2 separate regions of the Homo sapiens genome follow, and region 2 is linked to region 1. Evidence: read pairs that join two places in POLR2A ChIA-PET (ENCODE). Cell type or tissue: A673. All regions are shown on one strand. Links, peaks and the distances in the headings refer to the core of each region. The heading gives the core; the rest is flanking DNA.

Region 1 (10,555 bases), core at 2,274-7,273:
CTCCCTGCTTCCTCGTGGTTTTCCTTCCTTTCTTCACTATCCAAGACTAATTAATATGTTTTGCTATGAATCATCCACTCCAGCTTCTACCCTTCAGCTGTAAACAATTAGCAGTGACTTGGGAATTTCTAATTCTTCCTTCTCACGTACACTAATGCTCTGTACTGAAAGGGAAAAGCAATATAGTATTTCTTCCCACTGAGATGAATAATGCCATTCCCTACAACCACCCCCTCCCCAACCACCACCACCATCACATATACGGAAGGTAGAAGTAGCTACTATCAATTTAATGTCATGCAGCAGTTCCCTGTCCCTAACTTCTTCATTAAGGTTGACATTAAAAATGAAATAAACCTAAGAAGGGCTTAAGAGATGGACCTATCCATCAGAGAGATATAAAAATAGATATATTTGTGTAAAATATAGCAACACTTTAGCAGTATGCAGTCTTTAATATCTGTATTGTTTATTTAGGAATAAAAGTATTTATGTGAAATTACATGCCTGCTATATATATATATAGATAATCAGCTGGACAAAAACGTTTCATCTCCCCTCTTGATAAAACTCTTACTAGTTGAAGTCAAATAAGCAAACGTTCCTTCTTTTAGCTTAGTGAAGGTCAGAGAAACAAATAATAATACTAGATTATTTTCCAGCCAATAAACACTTTACTTAGTAAAGACAGTGAAAAGCAGGAACATAGAAATGTGAAGCTGCAGAGAAACTGGTTTTAAAAGGGCTACAGTAAGTAATACGTTGTGTACGTTTTCTGGACTTCATATCACTATTTCCTTATGGCGTTGGTTTGGGTAATGTGAACTGCTAGACAAAATAGATCCAACCACCTATAATGTTCAAACACGAAAAAAATGTATTTTTCACTCACCTGTCTAAATCTTGTTTTCCTGGTTTACAGTGAATTACCTCCACAATCCAGGTAACTAGATTTTTTTCTATCTTCTAATTTTCTATTATTAAGACTCCACTGCCTTTTTTCTTCTATTAGCGTTTTGCTAGTGGAAATAATGAGAAAGGCTTTTCAATGGCAATTGCAAACATAACAGTGATAAAAAATTTCGCCCTACTAGGTGGAGCTCAACCACCACTGTGCCCTTGGTACTCCACTATGGAACACATCTATTTCTTAAAAATCATCACATAATAATAACACATATGACTTCTATCCACATTCCATTGTCTAGAACTAGTCATATAGCCCAACCTAACATCAAGAGAGACTGGGGAAATAAAGGCTAGATATATGCCCAACAAGAGAAAATTGATGTTTACTCAATATCCTTTGTAAACATGTATTTGCAATTTTTGTTTTTCAGATTGAAGTTGGCAGTCGGGCGCGGTGGCTCACGCCTGTAATCCCAGCAGTTTGGGAGGCCAAGGCGGGCGGATCACGAGGTCAGGAGATCGAGACCATCCTGGCTAACATAGTGAAACCCGGTCTCTACTAAAAATACAAAAGAATTAGCCAGGCGTAGTGGCGGGTGCCTGTAGTCCCAGCTACTCGGGAGTCTGAGGCAGGAGAATGGCGTGAACCCGGGAGGCGGAGCTTGCAGTGAGCCGAGATCGCACCACTGCACTCCAGCCTGGGCGACAGAGCGAGACTCCGTCTCACAAAAAAAAAAAAAAAGAAAGAAAGAAAGAAAAAAAAGAAAGAAAGAAAGAAAAAAAAAAGATTGAAGTTTCCTCTGGAGTTAAGACTAAAAGGGTGAGTTCTCATTTTTACATGTGATGATTTCAAATACACATGTTTAATCAGTGTAAATTGGATTCAAGTAACTTGTCTTAAGTTTGTAAATACGGACAATCTCACAGGGACAAAACTTTTTTCCTTGTTTTATTTTCAGACATAATCATCTATTTTGTGTAATACTGTTGAGCTGTAATTACAAAAATGAGTAAGATAACATCTACCTCTTAGGATTCCTTGTTATTGTTATTATTCATAAACTGCTTCTAAGAGCTTCATTTTAACAGTAATGGCTTCTTTGAAAGCCATTTAAAGCAAATACACAATCGATTTAAGTTCTGTTTGTTTTAATACTTATGCAACTTTTTTTTCTGGTTAAATATTTGCTAGATTGATAAATTTTATTAGGAAAATTAGAAATTCCAGTTTATGTAAAGTTTTTCAGATGATGTAATAATGTAGTTTTTAGTTGTACTGGCTCTTGGAAGAAACTGCTGGCTTATTAACTTACCATGTGCATTTGTTAATTTTTAATTTTTTTACAAATACAAATTACAAATATTAATGATGTACAATAGGATGTTTTTATATGATGTTGAACATTGCAGAATGACTAAATCAGCCTAAATAATATATCTATTATCTCACATACTTATCATATTTTTGTGATGACAATGTATATAATTTACTCTTTTAGCAGTGTTTAAGTGTGAAGTTAAATGCATTGTTATGAACAATAATCACCATGTTGTACAGTAGATATCGAACTTATTCCTTCCGTCTAACTGAAATTTTGTATCCCTTGATCAAGATTTTCTTAATTCCTTCAACTCCATCCCTGGCCCCATTCTACTGTCTCCTTTAAGTTCTACTTTTTCAGACATCACATGTGAGATCATACGGTATTTGTCTTTCTGTGCCTAGCTTCATTTACTTAGCATACTGTCCTCCAGGTTCATCTCTGTCGTCCCAAAGGACAGGATGTCCTCCTTTTTAAAGGTTGAATAGTATTCTGTTGTCTATATACTCTATATTTTCTTTAACTATTCATCTGATGATGGACACTTAGGTTGAATCCATAGTTTTGCTATTGTGAATAGTGTTACAATGAACACGACAGTGCACATATATTTTTGACATACAGATTTCATTCCCTTATACTTTATACCCAGAAGTGGAATGGCTGGATCATGTGGTGGTTCTACTTTTAATTTTTTTCCAAAACTCCATACTGTTTTCCGTAATGGCTGTACTAATTTACCTTCCCACCAACAGTATACAAGGATTCCTTTTATTTCCACACCCTCTTCAACACTTGTTCTCTCTTGTCTTTTTGATAGTAGCCATCATAACAACTCCTTAAGTGCAGTTTCCATATGTCTACCGAATGTCAAACATTGTGCTAAATGTTGATAATATTGTGATAAAACACAAAAATTTGTCTTTGCCCCACACAAAGTTTATATTATAGTATGGTAAAACAATAGCTATCAGTTGAACTCTTATTATGTTTTTACTTAATCAGAAAAGAAAATAAGTATTTATTACCTCCATTTTGATTCCAAGAAAAATAACTTGTCTAAGGTCTCATTAATCATAAAAGCAAAGATGGGACACAAACTCCAAAGAGAGATTGCTGGCACCACGCCAGTCTCTTTATATCACCTATGACGGTGATTTTTTTCTTTTTTTCTTTTTTTTATGAATAAATGTAATAATATATTTTAATACACAAAAAGTGGCAAAAGTAAAGGGAGAAAGAGACAAAACAGTCATAGAGATTTTAATCTTAGTGAATAAGAGAACAAGTAGGTAAAAATCAGTAAAAATAAAAAAGATTTGATCAAACAATTTTACCTAATTGACATTAAACAATTTATACCACACTGCAAAATACAAATTCTTATCAAGTATTCATTACATTCATCAATATAAACAATATGCTGAACCATAAAACAAGTCTCAATAAATTAAAAGTATTTGAAATTTTGTTCTATATTTTCTGAAAAAAATAGACTTAAATTAGAAATAAAGTGTGCAAAATCTCCCAAAATGTGAAATCAAGCAGCACATATCTAAATGGTCCATAAGTTAAAGAAGAAATAATAATAGAGATTACTATAATTTACATTTGAATGTTAATGGAAACACAGCATATCAAAATTTGTGGGATATAGCAAAAGAAGTGTTTCTTATATAACAAATATTGCATTATTTTTCTATAATTTCATTGGAAAGTAAGTATATTATTACTGTTTAGTTTTCCATGCTTAATTTTAAATTACTTTCTATCCCAGTATTCAAGTAAATTATGCCTTATGCCATGTAGTCTTACCTCCATTTTCTAATAAACCTGTGTGTTTCCCTTGCAGGTAGCTTTTAAAATTTTATTTTTCACTTAAAGTGGAGAAATTACTTGCTGATATGTACTTTTTTAAACAATGAAGAAATAGTGCCATCTTCTGTCTATGTTTTATTCAACAACTGGGAATAAAGAAACATTGGGTTATTATACATAAGCAAAAAGAAGCAAAGAATTTGGAGACATTATGATTTTAGTATAATATGCTACATCTTTGAACACTTGCAAAGGGGCTAATTATTTGAAAGGCCTCTCAGGACAAAGGCATGTTTAAAACAGTTCTGTGTGATTAATTATTCAAAACCTTTGAATATGCATTCAAACATTGGAGAAAAAAGGAAGGAGGCAGGGGAGACAGCTGAGAGTAACAGAAACAGGTGGCAAGTGTTTTTAACTATTTGGTGTTTACAGTGTTGAAGGATTAAAAAGCATTTTTTCTGTTTTTATAACATCTATGAATTCCCCATTCATTGATATCTTCACAAAACTATGCTTGATACTGAAAAATTCTCCAATCACTTATTTGACAAGTGAAAAGTCGGAAAAATAGGAATACATTTTTAAATGAGCTTTTTAATTTCTACATTAATAAATATACTTTTATCTGCATGTGGTTCATAGATTTCAAACTAAAGTCAGAATAAGTAGCTAACATAAATGAAAATATTTTTAGATTTATGAAGTAGCTCAGAAAACCAATTTCTTAAAAATCATATTTGGAAAAATACATTATTAGGCCGAACTTACTTTCATCCATTGCTGCCCTCTCTAAGGTAAAACACAAAAACAAATAAAATCTATCAAATAATTGTATAACTTTTACTAGTATTGAAAAAGGGTATTTGAGTTGCTTTAAATTTTATTTTTATAATGTATCTTGAGAAGATTGCAGTTTTACCACTAGTCAAACTTTTATAAACACATCAGAAATTACATTTAAAAACCAGATCAGGAATTATTTTTCTAAGAAACTAGAAGAAATCAAAGACAAATTAATAATAACTAATAGTTTGAAGCCCGCTTATCTACAAGACTCTAAAGATATAAAAACAAGAACATAAGTTAAAGGCAGCTTCATTTCACGCTTCAGAAAGCTGGTCTTTGGCACACAAGTTTGCTTGCCTTGTATGATCATTTTGCATATTCAGAGGTGAATCCCTGGCGGGGACAGGAAAACATGTGTGGGTGAAGCTCAGAGTAGCAGCACGTCATCAGCAGCTTGACATTCTTCAAAGAAAAAAAAGGTCCTTGCATTTTGGCTATATCACTTACAGTTCACTTTTTTGTGTAATTCTCTATCGGTAAGATTTATTCTAATGGTTTAAAGTGGATTTGTTACCCATTCTTTCCCATTCTGGTGTGGAATCTCCCCGATGAATCTCCAAATAGCTAAACATATTTAAATTCACGTAAATTGATGATTTTTGTCTGATATCAAAGAAGTCAATGCTAGACAGAGTTTACAGCCACATGAAATTAATGGGGCAACTGAGTATCATAACTTCAAGAATGCTGGTTATCTGAGATCTGAAAGGTCACTGGATTTGAGGGAAAAAATCTCTCATCCATTTCTAAATGCTCAATGTGAGGGGCTGCTGCCTGCTTCTAATGTGTGCTAATATCTATGTCCTATTTACATTATATTGGGGTATTACATGTTGATTACAAATATGAAACACACTATAGAAAACTATGCACTGCATATTTATTTAGTCTATCCAGCTCGAAAACCTTTTGTGTGAATTAATTTCAGATTTTCTGGATTCACATTACTCTCCAAATGCATTAATGTCAGCATTTCTTTATTTTGTTCTCCACATTTTCATTATATAGCATTATATGAATGGTGGGCTAGTAAGTGGACCACTTACACTGATCTGAAAGGTTATGTGTGTATATATATACTCCTTTGAACATATATAAATATAGCTTACATTTCCATTTTATGTGACTAAAATTTGCATAATTACCTTTTAACTGAAGACATTTTCCAAGAATATGTCAATGTAGATATAAATCATTGTGAATAGTTTAACTTTTTTGATTTCTCATGAAACCCATCACTACCATTATTTCTTAAGGGATAGACACAGATGTCAAGCTACTTTCTCAATGTCACAAAATCATAACCAGACATAAGCGTTGAGTCCAGTTTTTTTAGACTGTAACCATTAAGCTATTTTATCTCCATATGATCAATAAGATATTAGTTTGCCTGCCTCATGTCTTTATTCTATGACCTACGTTTCTTTGAAGTACATTTCTCTGAATCAGAATATTTCATCTATGGACATTTACCAACCTTCTACAGAAATCAGTAGTTTGTCCTTGCCATTATTTCCAATATACTAAACAGCCCATGAACTCTATGCTCAGTGGGGTAAATATCTCATTATTTTACACTCTTTTAATTGATCTTTTCATAATTCATTTATACCATTCATAGAATTCTGATATTTGATTTAGTGGAAAGAGTTCATTGGTTCATATATCTCAGTAATGTCCAGATTCGACCTCTTCCCTGTTTTATTTCTACCTTTTCCCTATATTTTAATCTAGTCAGTTGACTGTATGTAATTTTAATTATGTTTTATGTGTTCATGATATATATTAGCAAATACATTTGTCCTATGTACGAGGATGTAATTACAGCACTGTACTATTTCTATTGGTATAAAACGGAGAAGATACCATGTAAATCTCAGTAAATGTAAACCTTAGAAAACAGAAATAAAACATAATTTCCACTTTCAAAGGTTTTTATGACTTGAGTAGACAAAGAGAGGTTGACTTGTGATTTTCTCACGTTGGTGATGAGTTTTTGAGTACATAGGTAATATAAGTGAAACTTTGGTTTTACAATAGTGTACAAAAAGGGTGTGAAAACTAAGAAATTGGGGAGATTGGCAAATAGGCATCTGCAATTGTAGGTGCATGAAGTTATTAAACTTAATGGTATATTCAACTCCATAAAATAGAAAACTTTATCAATCAAAAATATTTAAATATTGGCAATTGCAAATGATTTAAGTAAATTAATGGAAGGAGAAATGACTCTTCTTTTTACCTGAAACAGTTCAATGTATTATAGGTATATTTGTGAAATACAGCCTAAATTAATAAAATAAAACATGATAATTTATAGGAGCCAAGAGTAATCATTTAAAAAGAAAACATTGAACTGAATTAAGATATTTGTTGAGGTCAGTGTTGGGGGATACTTCTAGAGCACTAAAAGGACATTATAATCATCTTCTGCAGGTTGTTCATGTATTTCATTTCCAGTAAAGTGTGGTCAAGACTTTTTTAGTCCTATGATGGTTTTATTGGATCTATACTGGTGAAAAAAAAATCCTTGTCTACAGAAAAAATTCGTAAGCTTAGAATGATTAATATACTGTCTCATTAACATAGATTATGGAGGTTGAAATTTAACTAGTGTTTTCTTTTTTTTTTTTTTGAGGTGGAATCTTGCTCTGTTGCCCAGGCTGGAGTGCAGTGGAGAGACCTCAGCTCACTGCCAGCTCTGCCTCCTGGGTGCACACCATTATCCTGCTCAGCCTCCCAAGTAGCTGGGACTACAGGCGCCCACCACCACGCCTGGCTAAGTTTTTGTGTTTTTAGTACAGACGGGGTTTCACCGTGGTAGCCAGGATGGTCTCAATCTCCTGACTTCATGATCCACCTGCCTCGGCCTCCCTAATAATATTTTTAAACACAGTTAACCAGTTTCACAGTGATATTTGACTAGAAGCATTTGGTGTCATGTTACTGACTAACAGTATGCAGATAATTTTTCTATTTGGGGAAAAGAATCAGTAAGGAAAGGCTGTAGATTTAGTGAGGCTAATGTTTAGGAGTTATTCTTTGAATTTTAAGAAACACATGAATAAAACATAGAAATTTTTTTTCTACACTGGGTATGAAATGATAGTCATCTTAACTAGGATGAAAAAAATGGGAAATAAAAATTATATATATAAAAAAACAGAATGGTGAAAAACATTCAGATTACTTGATAAGTAAAGAGAAACACTCCATTTCAAGTTGCAAAAATAAGATTTACAGGAATGAGCATTTAGGTATCCAAAAGGTTCTCAGAGATTTGAACAATTTTTAGGCAGTATAAGAAATTTTATTATACTTATGGTAAACAAATTTATTTAAAAGCTATATTTGTTGTTAGTTTGTGACCCAGGGACATGCTCTGATCACATTTTAAAACTTTAGAAAATAGCATTGACATTAGCTTGACAGATGGAGTGAGCTATGATCCCAGAAATGACTGCAACAGCCCAGTCAAGGAATGATAAATGATTACACTAATAATGTTGTAGTTAATGGAGTGCAAGTAATGGATACAAGTGATAGGAAAGAATATCCTTTGGATTTGTCCATATGTTATACAAGGTATGTGGGAAAGAAAAGACTTGGAGATGATGCTGAGGTTTGTAACTGGCATGGATAAACAGGTGGTGATACTGTTAACGTAGAAGAAGACAAATAAATAAAAAGCTGTGTGTTTTCTGTTACCGTGAAATTACCACATAATAAGTGTCCTAAAAACAACATGACTTATTATTTTATAGTTGTGGAAGTAAGATGTCCAAAATGAGTCTCACTGGTCTAAAATCAAGGTGTTAGCAGGATTACATTCCTTCTGGACATTCTAAAAATTCTGTTTCCTTGCATTTTCCAAATTCTAGACTCTGTTCATATTCCTTAGCTGAAGTGGCCTAGCTCTGTGTCCCCACCCAAATCGCATCTCGAATTTTAATCCAAATTGTAATTCCCACATTTTGGGGGAGGGAACCTCATGAAAGGAGATTAGATCATTGGGGCTGTCTTCCCATGCTGTTCTCATGACAGTGAGTGCATTCTCAGGAGATCTGACGGTTTTATAAGGGGCCTTTTCCCCACTGCACTTCACTCTCCTGCGGCTGTGTGAAGAAGAACGTATTTGCTTCCCTTTCTGCCATGACTGTAAGTCTCCTGAGGCCTCACCATACATGCATAACTGTGAGTCAATTAAACCTCTTTCCTTTATAAATTACCCAGTCTTGGGCATTTCTTCATTGCAACATGACAATGAACTAATATAGTAAATTGGTACCAGGAGTGGGATGCTGCTATAAAGAGATCCAAAAATGTGGAAGCAACTGTGGAACTGAGTAATAGGCAGAGATTAGAGCAGTTTGGAAGGCTCAGAAGGAGACAGGAAAATGTGGGAAAGTTTGGAACTTCCTAGAGACTTTGTTGAATGTCTTTGACCAAAATGCTGATAGTGATATGGGCAATAAAGTCCAGACTGAACTGGTCTCAGATGGAGATGAAGAACTTGTTGGAAGCTGGAATAAATGTGCCTCTTGTTTTGCTTTAGCAAAGAGACTGGAGGCATTTTGCTCCTGCCCTAGAGATCCACGGAAATTTGAACTTGAGAGATATGATTTAGGGTATTTGGCAGAAGAAATTTCTAAGCAGTAAAGCATTCAAAGGGTGACAGGGCTTAAAAGTTTGGAAAATTTGCAGCCTGATAATGCAGTAGAAAAGAAAAAATATATTCCTTGGGAGAAATTCAAGCTGGCTACAGAAATTTGCATAAGCAACTAGGAGCCAAATGCTAATCACCATGACAATGGGAAAATGTCTCCAGGCATGTCAGATATCTTCAGGGCAGCCCCTCCCATCACAGGCCAGGGGTCTAAGAGGGAAAAATGGTTTTCTGGGCTTGGTGCAGGGCCCCTCTGCTGTGTGCAGCCTCAGGACTTAGTGCCCTGCATCCCAGCCACTCCATCCATGGCTAAAAATGGCCAAGGTACAGCTAAGGCCATTGCTTCAGGGGGTGAAAGCCCCAAGCCTTGGTAGCTTCCACATAGTGTTGGGCCTGCAGTTGCAAAGAAGACAAGAATTGAGATCTGTTACCTCCATCTAGATTTCAGAAGATGTATAGGAATGCTGGATGTCCAGACAGAATTTTGCTACAGAGGCAGAGCCCTCAGGGAGAACCTCTGCTAGGGAAGTGTGAAAGGGAAATGTGGAGTTGGAGCCCCTACACAGAGTTCCCACCAGGGCACTGCCTAATGGGACTGTGAGAAGAAGGCTACCATCCTCCAGACCACAGAATGATAGATCCACTGACAGCTTGCATTGTGTGCCTAAAAATGCCCCAGGCACTCAACACCAGCCTATGAAAGCAGCCAGAACAGGGGCTGTACCCTGCAAAGTAACATCGGCAGAGCTATCCATGGCTGTGGGAGCCCACTTCTTGCATCAGCATGACTTTTATGTGAGGCATGAAGTCAAAGGAGATCATTTTGGAATTTTAAAGTTAATGAATTCCCTATTGGATGTTAGACTTGCATGGGGCCTCTAGCCCCTTTGTTTTGGCCAATTTCTCCCATTTGGAATGGGCATATTTACCCAATGCCTGTACCTCCATTGTATCTAGGAAGTAACTTACTTGCTTTCAATTTTACAGGCTC
Region 2 (10,555 bases), core at 3,538-8,537, 64 kb after region 1:
GTGGCACAATCCCAGCTCACTGCAACCTCTGTCTCCCAGCTTCAAGTGATTCTCATGTCTCAGCTACCTCAGTAGCTGGGATTACAGGTGTGTGCCACCACACCCAGATAATTTTTGTATATTTAGTAGAGTTGCGGTTTCGCCCTGTTGGCCAGGCTTGTCTTGAACTCCTGGCCTCAAGCTAACCACCAGCCTCAGCCGCCCAAAGTGCTGGGATTACAGGCATGAGCCAACACACCCGGCTGAGCCACTAAAAGAATTTAGATAAGGGAAAAGATACAGTCATGGCCAAATGCTTTGTAGAGGGAATATCTCTTCCTCCAATGGATGTTTCGAAGACGGTGGTTGTTGGGGTATTCGGTGGCTAATTCTTCAGTGTGAATTATTGCAGAAAATGACCTAAGTCAAATGTTGAAAGAAAATATGGGCAACAAGTTACTGACAAATCTGAGAGAGTGAACTGAAAAGGAAGGAATTAAAACAACTGGGCTATAATTCATTTCTCCCCCAGTTACTATGGATTGGATGCTCTGGGCAAAGAAGGCAAGTTCTAGTCTTCTAGTCTTGCAAAAATGATAGCTGAACCTCTAGACAAGCAGTCTAACAAAGTTGGTTAGGAGAAAATTCCTCATCTGTTGAATGCTTTGAGCACTGATTTTCCTATTTTAGAATTGTCTGCGATAAACAAACTTATACTATGTGAATTTATGGGACATGGTTCCTTAAGGAATGTTACATAAGTAAACAACTATCTGGGGAAAAAAAAAAAGGAAAATATGAAATAACTTAAGAAGCCTGTCCTGTTGGGTGACCTATAATCCTCATTTAAAGATCTCTTTTATTTGAGTCTGATAGCATGTGTTCCAATGGGAACACAGCATGTGTCCAATGTGAGAAGGAACAGCTTGTGGAGTCAGGAGGATGTGCAAAGCCTCTCTCTGAATTTTGTTTGTTTGCATCCGTGTAATTGTCAGTAAAGCTCACTACTGTGAAAGTCTCTGATTTGTGTGTTTCCTATTAGACAATCAGATCTCTGTGTTAGATTAGTTTTCTGTTTTTTTATGCACTTAACTACAAATGATTTTTGTAATCTTTGAATGAAAACTTTTTCATCTCAATTCATTGTTAAATTGGTTTATAGTTTTAACTTCTACACCAGCTTTTAAAATTTGGCAATGAATTTGCATCATACTCATAAAAGGAATTGAGAAACACTTTCTATTTTTCTTTAGGTTTAAGTATGTTTAAAATAACATAAGTTAGATAAGAACTTTAGCATATATCCATTATGTTTTCTTATCACTCACTTAGTATGTAAAATAATACAAATAATTTGCAATTTTGGAACATCAATAACTATAGGTGCCCCAGGGATATTGATCTAGATTTCAGGTATACTCACCCCTGGGTATACTCAGGGGATTATTTCCCACAGTATCTCCTTAGGATACCAAAATCCACTGATATTTAGTTCTTGCTGTAAAATGGTGTAGCATTTGCATATAACCTATGCGCATCCTCTTTATATTTTAAATCATCTATAGATTACTTATAATACCTTGTATAATGTAAGTGTTATGTAAATGGTTGTTATATTGCATTGTTTAGGGAATAACGACAAGAACAAAGGTCTGTACATGTTCAGTACAGATGCAATCATTCATTATTTTTCTAAATATTTTCAATCTGCAGTTGGTTGAATCCACAGATGTGGAAACCACAGATGCAGAGGGCTGCCTCTATAACAGTGTTTTTTTTTTTTTTTTTTTTTTTGGTAGCACGTCAAGCCTACATGACAGTGTAGATTTGCTTCCATTTAAGTCCTGGAGCAAAGCCTAACATTTTACTATTTTTCAGGAATTCAGCAGACAGAGGCCTGAGAGTTTGCTTAATGAGGAGCTGTAACACCTGAGATCTATGACTGCTGAATTCCGTTCACCGTAGTGAACATAAAATCAAACTGGACTTGAAGGATAATGTGCTTCCACGGCTGTGCGACTGAGTGAGAACTGAACCCTTGGGTAGTCGAGGATAGGAGCATGAGCAGGTAACTGAGAACGAGGGGAGGAGAGGCTAGAGCATGGAATTTCGGTGTTTTGGGTTAACATTTCAACACAGAAATCAAGGTTTTGCTTCCTTTTACTCAAGTAGACCCCACTAGCTGAAACTAGTATTTTGTCACCTTTACTAGATTTTCCATTCTTTGGCAGTCCCACATTACTTGAAAACCACTGGGATGTACAATTATGAGCCGAAAAAGAAATTTACCACTCATTTGAGGAGACTCAGAAAACTGAAAGAAGAAGATTAAGCTAAATGCTTGGAACAGGTCACTTCCATCATTAGAAGAAACGACAAATGAAACAGACTTTAAATAATGCCAGTCTTGGTTAGATTGCTTATAGAGTTAAGATTGGGGTATGAAAAAGACTTTCTCACATTTTTAAACAATGATTTTAAAATTTAAAACTACAGTAGACTAATTGAAAACAGGATACTTACTTTTGTGAAATTTGAATCATATGATTAGATTAGTGGCCTTAAGTATTTTTTTTTTTTTTTTTTTTTTTTTTTTTTTTTTTTTTTTTGGACGCAGTTTCACTCTTCTTGCCCAGTATGGAATGCAATGCGCAGTCTCGGCTCACTGCAACCTCCACCTCCCGGGTCCAAGTGATTCTCTTGCCTCAGCCTCCTGAGTAGCTGGGATTACAGGCGCCTGACACAATGCCTGGCTATTTTTTTTTTTTTAATTTTTAGTAGAGACAGGATTTTACCATATTGGCCAGGCTGGTCTTGAACTCCTGAGCTCAAGTGATCTGTCTGCCTCAGCCTCCCAAAGTGCTGGGATTACAGGCATGAGCCACCGTACCCGGCCAAGATTTCATAATCACATATCCACATAAAATATTTTAAAGCTGTGTGCCTTCCTTCACATTTTTATGGTTTCTCTCTAAAATGAACTGTTCTAAGCTTAAGAAATTAAATATTGTACAATTTTCACATAATTGTAAATATTATAAAATAATATATTCATGTAATCATTAATATTAAAAATTTGCTATTGTATATCAAAACACCACAAAAATTAATTTTAATTTAAAAAGTATTTTTCTTTTTTTTAGTTGGAAATTTTATTTTATTTTATTATTTTGTTTTATTATTATTATACTTTAAGTTTTAGGGTACATGTGCACAATGTGCAGGTTAGTTACATATGTATACATGTGCCATGCTGGTGTGCTGCACCCATTAACTCGTCATTTAGCATTAGGTATATCTCCTAATGCTATCCCTCCCCCTCCCCCCACCCCACAACAGTCCCCAGAGTGTGATGTTCCCCTTCCTGTGTCCATGTGTTCTCATTGTTCAATTCCCACCTATGAGTGAGAACATGCGGTTCTTTAACAGTTAGAAATTTTATAATGACCCTTTTTCTTCTTGAGCTCACAATTTCATTCTACTTCTTTCAGAGAATTCTATACCACAGTAAAATATTAGATAATTGTAATTATTTTCGATGACAATTTTAAATATTTTTTGCTACCAGATACGTAAAATATGAATGTGAAGTGAAAAAAATTTTTTTTAAATTCTTGCCCCATAAGACATTTAGTATTATGAAACCAAACATTATTTTGGTTTGAGGTGTCATTTTAGTTATTAATGTAGACTGCTGATCATAACATAAATATATTACGTAACTTTATATATGATTATAGATTATCAATGCCTAAACATTTTAGAACTGCACACCACTTACAAAGGTAAATGAGCCTGGCGTGGTGGTTCACGCCTGTAATCCCAGCACTTTGGGAGGCCGAGGCGGGCGGATTACCTGAGGTTGGGAGTTCGAGACCAGGCTGACCAACATGGAGAAACCCCGTCTCTAATAAAAATACAAAATTAGCTAGCATGATGGCACATGCCTTTAATCCCAGCTACTCAGGAGGCTGAGGAACGGGAATTGCTTGAACCCGGGAGGCAGAGGTTGCAGTGAGCTGCGATTGCACTACTGCACTCCAGCCTGGACAACAAGAGTGAAACTAAAAAACAAACAACAACAAAAAAAAGGTAAATGAATCCTAATTGTCAATAGTTCATTTGGTCCTATATGGCTATCAATTCCTGTTAGCGTGACACAGGCTTCAGAACTAAGTATCTCCATAATTTCAGTTTTTACTAATGTAACATTGAGAAATTTTGTTTCATATACCTAAGCGCATATGAATGGGAGGTACCTCACTGTACAATGTCACTCAACAAAATGTCAAAGAGAATACAGTGCTCTATTATACGATTTGTCCAAAATGATTATTCAACTGACAAATCAATTCACTCTTCCTCCTATTATGTTGAAAACGACATACTGGAAATATATGATAAACAAAACAATTTATTTCTCAGTCACTAGATGTAACCATTGGACAACATCGTTTAGGAATAAACAATGATATTGAAAATAAAAACAAGAGGCCGGGCGCGGTGGCTCATGCCTGCAATCCCAGCACTTTGGGAGGCCGAGGCGGGCGGATCACGAGGTCAGGAGATCAAGACCATCCTGGCTAACATGGTGAAACCCCGTCTCTACTAAAAATACAAAAAAAAAAAAAAAAAAAATTAACTGGGCATGGTGGTGGGCGCCTGTAGTCCCAGCTACTTGGGAGGCTGAGGCAGGAGAATTGCTTGAAGCTGGGAGGCGGAGGTTGCAGCGAGCCGAGATCACGCCACTGCACTCCAGCCTGAGCAACAGAGCGAGACTCTGTCTCAAAAAAAAAAAAAAAAGAAAAGAAAAGAAAAGAAAAACAAGAGAATGATTAGCACTAAAACCACAATGATGGGTTCCCCGAGGAGAATGACGATTATTATCTTTGGAGTGGGGCACACCAGGGAATCCCAGAGAGAAAGGAGCTATAACTGAATAGCAGATATTTACTCAAGTTATATTTATCCTTTAAGATTTTGTATAAGGCATGTATCTATGTCTATGCATGTATGTGTCTATGCATACATATATAATATACAGTATTTTATGTATATGATTGTGTGTGTATATATATAATATTAAAACAAAATAAAAGCCAATACATTTTAAAAAAACATAATTATACAGTCTAACATTAGTACTAAGAAGACTTAGATAAAGCAATTAATCTAAAATATACAAGGGGGCAAGTCAGAAGGCACACATATTTGGTCTTCAAAGATTATAAAATTTTGCAGACTTTTCCATATTGAATATTTAAAAAATCAAATAATATTAGAGCTAAACACAATGCATTCCAGTTACTGCCAAAATAGAGCAAAATTTCTACTGAAGAAACCTGTTTGTATTTGTGCAAATTGAGGGCATGACATCAGACAAATTAGATATGGTAAGTTCTAAAGGACACTGTTACAAAACTATACTTTATGCAAATGTGCTTGCATAAAAACAATTTCCTGCACCCATCAACTCGTCATTTAACATTACGTATATCTCCTAATGCTATCCCTCCCCCCTCCCCCCACCCCACAACAGGCCCCGGTGTGTGATGTTCCCCTTCCTGTGTCCATGTGTTCTCATTGTTCAATTCCCACCTATGAGTGAGAGCATGCGGTGTTTGGTTTTTTGTCCTTGAGATAGTTTGCTGAGAATGATGGTTTCCAGCTTCATCCATGTCCCTACAAAGGACATGAACTCATCATTTTTTATGGCTGCATAGTATTCCATGGTGTATATATGCCACATTTTCTTAATCCAGTCTATCATTGTTGGACATTTGGCTTGGTTCCAAGTCTTTGCTATTGTGAATAGTGCTGCAATAAACATACATGTGCATGTGTGTTTATAGCAGCATGATTTATAATCCTTTGGGTATATACCCAGTGATGGGATGGCTGGGTCAAATGGTATTTCTAGTTCAAGATCCCTGAGGAATTGCCACACTGACTTCCACGATGGTTGAACTAGTTTACAGTCCCACCAACAGTGTAAAAGTGTTCCTATTGCACACCAACATGGCACATGTATACATATGTAACTAACCTGCACATTGTTCACATGTACCCGAAAATTTAAAATATAATAAAAAAAATTCCTTATAAAATGTAAAATTATCTTTTTGTCAGCAGAACCATCAGTTTTTTTGTTTTGCTTTTATGCCTCCTATATTAAGAAGATCATCTCACATAGCAAAGCTATCTGCTAAAAAGCTTTCTCTTTCACCGACCCCATGTGAAACATTGTACACCTTTTTCTGGGCCAAAGTACTTAATGTGAATGTTATACAGGAAAGTGTAAAATAATACACCATTAATTTTACACTACATTTTGATATCAGAGCTACCCTGGCTCCCAGAGAATGAACAACTGTCAGGAAAGTTTCTTTCAGGAGGAAGGGCAGAGAAAGATCATAAGCCAGGGAGACAGAGGAAGCTAGATCCTTATCCAGGAGCTAACTCCAACACAAACCAGTTCTGACACCCTGAGACACCCGTAACCTTCCTAAGTCTCAGTCTCTTTATCTACAAAGTGTGTTTTGTTAGCTTTAAAAGATTCAATACAGGCAAAGTGTCACAAGTAAATGTAAGTTATAAACTTTATTTCAGAGACCTGGAAGGCATACCAAGGCAAACAGAAGAGCTGCAGCAAATGAAGACAGTGTGGTATTGGCAAAATAAGAGGCAAACAGATCAAATATTCAGTAGTCACATGTGGCTAGTGGCTACTGTATTGGACAGTACAGCTGTTTAGTATTTATTTATTCATTCTACTGTTATTATGTGAGTTCTTTCTACTTTGGAGATATTACTATTAATGTTCCTAGGAACATTCTAATACTTGTTTTTAGTGTTTATTTGTATGTGTCTCTGTTGCATATGTATGCAGAAGTGGAATTGCTGGCTTATAGATTATCATATGTTCAACTTCATAAGTTACAGGCAAACAATATTCCAAAGTGGTTGTATCAATTTCCCTCCTACCAGCAGTGTGCAAATTAATTTAAAAATTATGTCTACACAAAAACCTGCACACAGATATTTATAAATGCCTTATCATAACTGCTAAAACTTGGAAGCAACCAGCATGCCCTTCAATAGGTGAATGGATACATAACTCATGGTATAGCCAAAAATGAAGGATTTAGTTATGTATTCAAGATTCATAATAAATGAGCTGTCAAGCCATGAACAGACATGGAGGAAACTTAAATGCATATTACTAAGTGATAGAAGCCAATCTGAACAGTCTATCTCCTGTATACTTTTAACTATTTGACATTCTGGAAAAGGCAAGACTAAGGAGATATTCAAAAGATCACAGTTTCCAGAGGGAAACCATGGGGAAGGCAGGGGATGAATAGCTGGAGCACAGAAGATTATTAGGACAGTGAAATTATTCTGTATGATACTACTATGGTGGACACATACAGAGTACAATGGTCTAGACTCATACATGGTACAATACCAAGAGTAAACCCTAACATCAGTTATGAACTCTGGGGATAATGAAGTGTCAGGTTGGGTTCATTGATTGTAACAAATGTCCCACTCGGGTGCTGTGGGATGTTGATAATGGAAGAGGCTGCATATTTGTGGGGACACAGTAAATGAGAATCTCTGCATTTTTGCTCAATTGCTGTGACGCTAAAGCTTCTCAAAAATAAGCTATTAAAAAACTAAATAAATCCTTTAAATGGTAATATAGTGGAATAATGACATTTTATAGGCAAAATGACATAAAGAAAATATTGATATATCTGATATCAACATTTCCATTTTCACAGATTTACTTATATATGGGATTATGGTTAATTGATGGTAAAATGTTATTTGCAAATTATAAGAATTTTTTAACCTATTGTTAATAGGTAATAAGGCCTGATGCTACAACAGGCAAAAGATTTAAAAGAGTATAAAGTGAAAAGCTTGATGATAACTGTGGCTCGCTTTATCATCAAACTTTTGTTACCTCATCAACGATTCAGTGAACATATGCTATTTGCTAGCATTGTCAAAGTACATGAAGAAAATGAATCTCCTAGTATATCAAAACATTACAGCGAATGTTATAGACAAAATTGGAGACTTACGCTACATGATTGTACTTGCTTCAGAAGAGAATATGAATAAATGAAAAGAAAATTTGTTAGTTTTTTTTTTCAAGAGATTCTCCAGAGAGGAAGAAAAAACAGTTTGCACCATAAAAAATAAGCAAGAATAATTTTAGCTGAAGACTAGAACAGGATAACTAGATGAGCTAACCCAAAAGAGGGGCTACTCAAAATTTAGTTAGTTGTGAATTTCATCCAAACATTTATTTGTCAACTATGATTTACTAGTTGTTGTATTAGACATTGAAGATACAAAAGTCAGTAATTACAGAGGAGCCTACTGCATAGTGAGATAGTAACACAAACACATGATTGTAATACAATTGTAATATTATTTAAGCATAAAGCCCAGTGCATCCTGATAACTTTTAGTAGTTGCTGTTAAATACTAAATGCCAGACATATTAAGTATTTACTTTTAAGATCTCCTGTGTCTGTGGCCTCCTATTCTTATTACTCCTCTGGTGGTAGTTTTATTACTAGCTCAGGGGCCTAGCTGATCCATATAGCAGTGCATGAATTTCTGTAAAGCTATTTGTATAAAGAATCTCAAAGCCCATCATCTGGGTTTAGGGAATTGAGCCATTACAAGATTGCAAGATCACCTAGTTTTGTTCCCCCGGATATTTCTTTAATAACTCTTTACTATGCTCACTTTAGGAGTAGAGACGCCAAAGTTGCAACTGAATCTGTCATGCTCTGCTTTACTTTGAGGTAGAGAAAAGGTCTATTGACTCTTAATAGGTGCAAAAATTCTGTATATATGTTGGAGAATTTTGAGCAGACATCTCACATCTAAGTGAAAGAGTTGAAACTGAAGTAACAGGAGAATTTTGCAAAAACACTTAATTCATCTGCATAAGTCACTCTGCTAGAATATAAAAGGGACACCTGTACACATAGGACACATGAGACCTGATAAGAAGACAAAAATCTGTGACTTTCAGTTATGTAATTCAGGGTAACGATATGAAGCTTGTTTAATAAAATGATCTGGAGACTAGAATGAAATGCAACTGAGATAAAGATCCCAACTTAACTTTTAAAACTTACACTCTTTTTGTTTGTTTGTTTGTTTGTTTTTATTATACTTTAAGTTTTAGGGTACATGTGCACAACATGCAGGTTAGTTACATGTGTATACATGTGCCATGCTGGTGTGCTGCACCCATTAACTCGTCATTTAACATTAGGTACTAAAGGTCATTATTTTTGAGTCTGTCTTTATCTCTAAGCGCTGACTATTCACAGATATTTAAAGTTCTGAAAGCCTTTTTCCCTCTTTCTCTCTCTCTCTCACTCTTGAATGTGTCCTTTTGAGCTTTGACTATAAATGTAAAAAGAAAGAATAGCAGCTTTTATGTATTTAAATACAGTCCAAGGTAGTCAGTCATCTCCTGGTTCTAATTTCATACGATGATCTGAGCTTAGATCACTCTTCAATCTTTAGATAAGTTTTTAAAAACAGAGGCAAAATTAACACATTTTAGATAAACCTATGTACAGTTTTAATTTTTGAGAAGAGGAGGGAAAGGAACTTAACTACTTAGTGCATCTGTGGTAAGACAAGTTGTCATCCTTGTTGGTATCCATTACAAAAAAGTCAATTGCAAATGGTTTTGTATTTCTTAGTTGTACAAAAATCTGGGTCTGTGTTTCTACATGTTTTTCAACTAATAAAAAGCTTGTAAAACTAAAAAAATAAAAATAAAAATAAAACTTACACTCTTTGAAGGAAAGTTTTCCCTCCTATAAAAAGAGCTTATGAGGTAAATTTAGAGGACTTTAGGAATAAATACTATAACATCTGTTGTTTAATATATATGACAGTATTTGTTTAATATATATCACAGGTTTACTTCGAATGCTTCTGGATAAATTAGGAAAAAAAAATGGCTATGATGGACAGTGGAAGGTTTGAATTTAGTTACATTTCAGTGATGGAATTATCAATCCAAAAGACATGTAAAATCATGTAACGTACAAATTAAGTAAACTGGGTGGGGGAGAAAGCAAAAAATGAAAAACTATAGCAAAAAATGGAAGAGTAAAATATTTTCAGAAAACACATACTAGATAAAAAGAAGACAATGGAGAGAGAACCTATACAATGGAGGTGCGACATAATTAATATCCTGGACAGAAGGAAACGGCTGTGTCAGGGTCACCTGCATACTGGGACAGGCAGAGTGAAGAAAACAGTGGAAGCTTTTTCTTCTTTCATTTGTTAAAGTTAGCTGTTTAGCTTTATAAAGATATCCCTAGGAATATGACATTGTAACTTTTCTCTGGCTTTGTGCTTTCTTAGATACTAAATTCTGCCTTGTGGTGACGAAAATTAATGGCATAAATGCATTCATAAAGGAAGTTATTAAAGAGTTATGTGACTGAATTACAAGTAAGGATTATTATACTTGCAAGTTCATAATGTAAATTTTTAAAAAAAAAACATAATACAGAAA

The links. ChIA-PET counts read pairs that join two places held together with the same protein. Peaks named below come from ENCODE experiments on the same cell type or tissue, not always from the same donor. Only the 100,000 strongest peaks of a DNase experiment are listed, where the experiment ranks them.
Region 2: POLR2A ChIA-PET joins it to region 1 with 5 read pairs; 2 of 35 experiments call an interaction of 5 or more read pairs at or near these places.

The regions. Positions count from the first base shown.
Region 1 is chr21:23,690,413-23,700,967 of GRCh38, forward strand. No RefSeq gene overlaps it. Among named protein-coding and RNA genes, the nearest start is that of D21S2088E, 310 kb to the left of the region's middle. In A673, for the core only: a CTCF peak has its summit at 4,375; a DNase peak (open chromatin) is centred at 5,239; H3K4me3 peaks cover 353 bases; H3K27ac peaks cover 1,416 bases.
Region 2 is chr21:23,753,460-23,764,014 of GRCh38, forward strand. No RefSeq gene overlaps it. Among named protein-coding and RNA genes, the nearest start is that of D21S2088E, 370 kb to the left of the region's middle. In A673, for the core only: no CTCF peak of the experiment used is centred there; no DNase peak of the experiment used is centred there.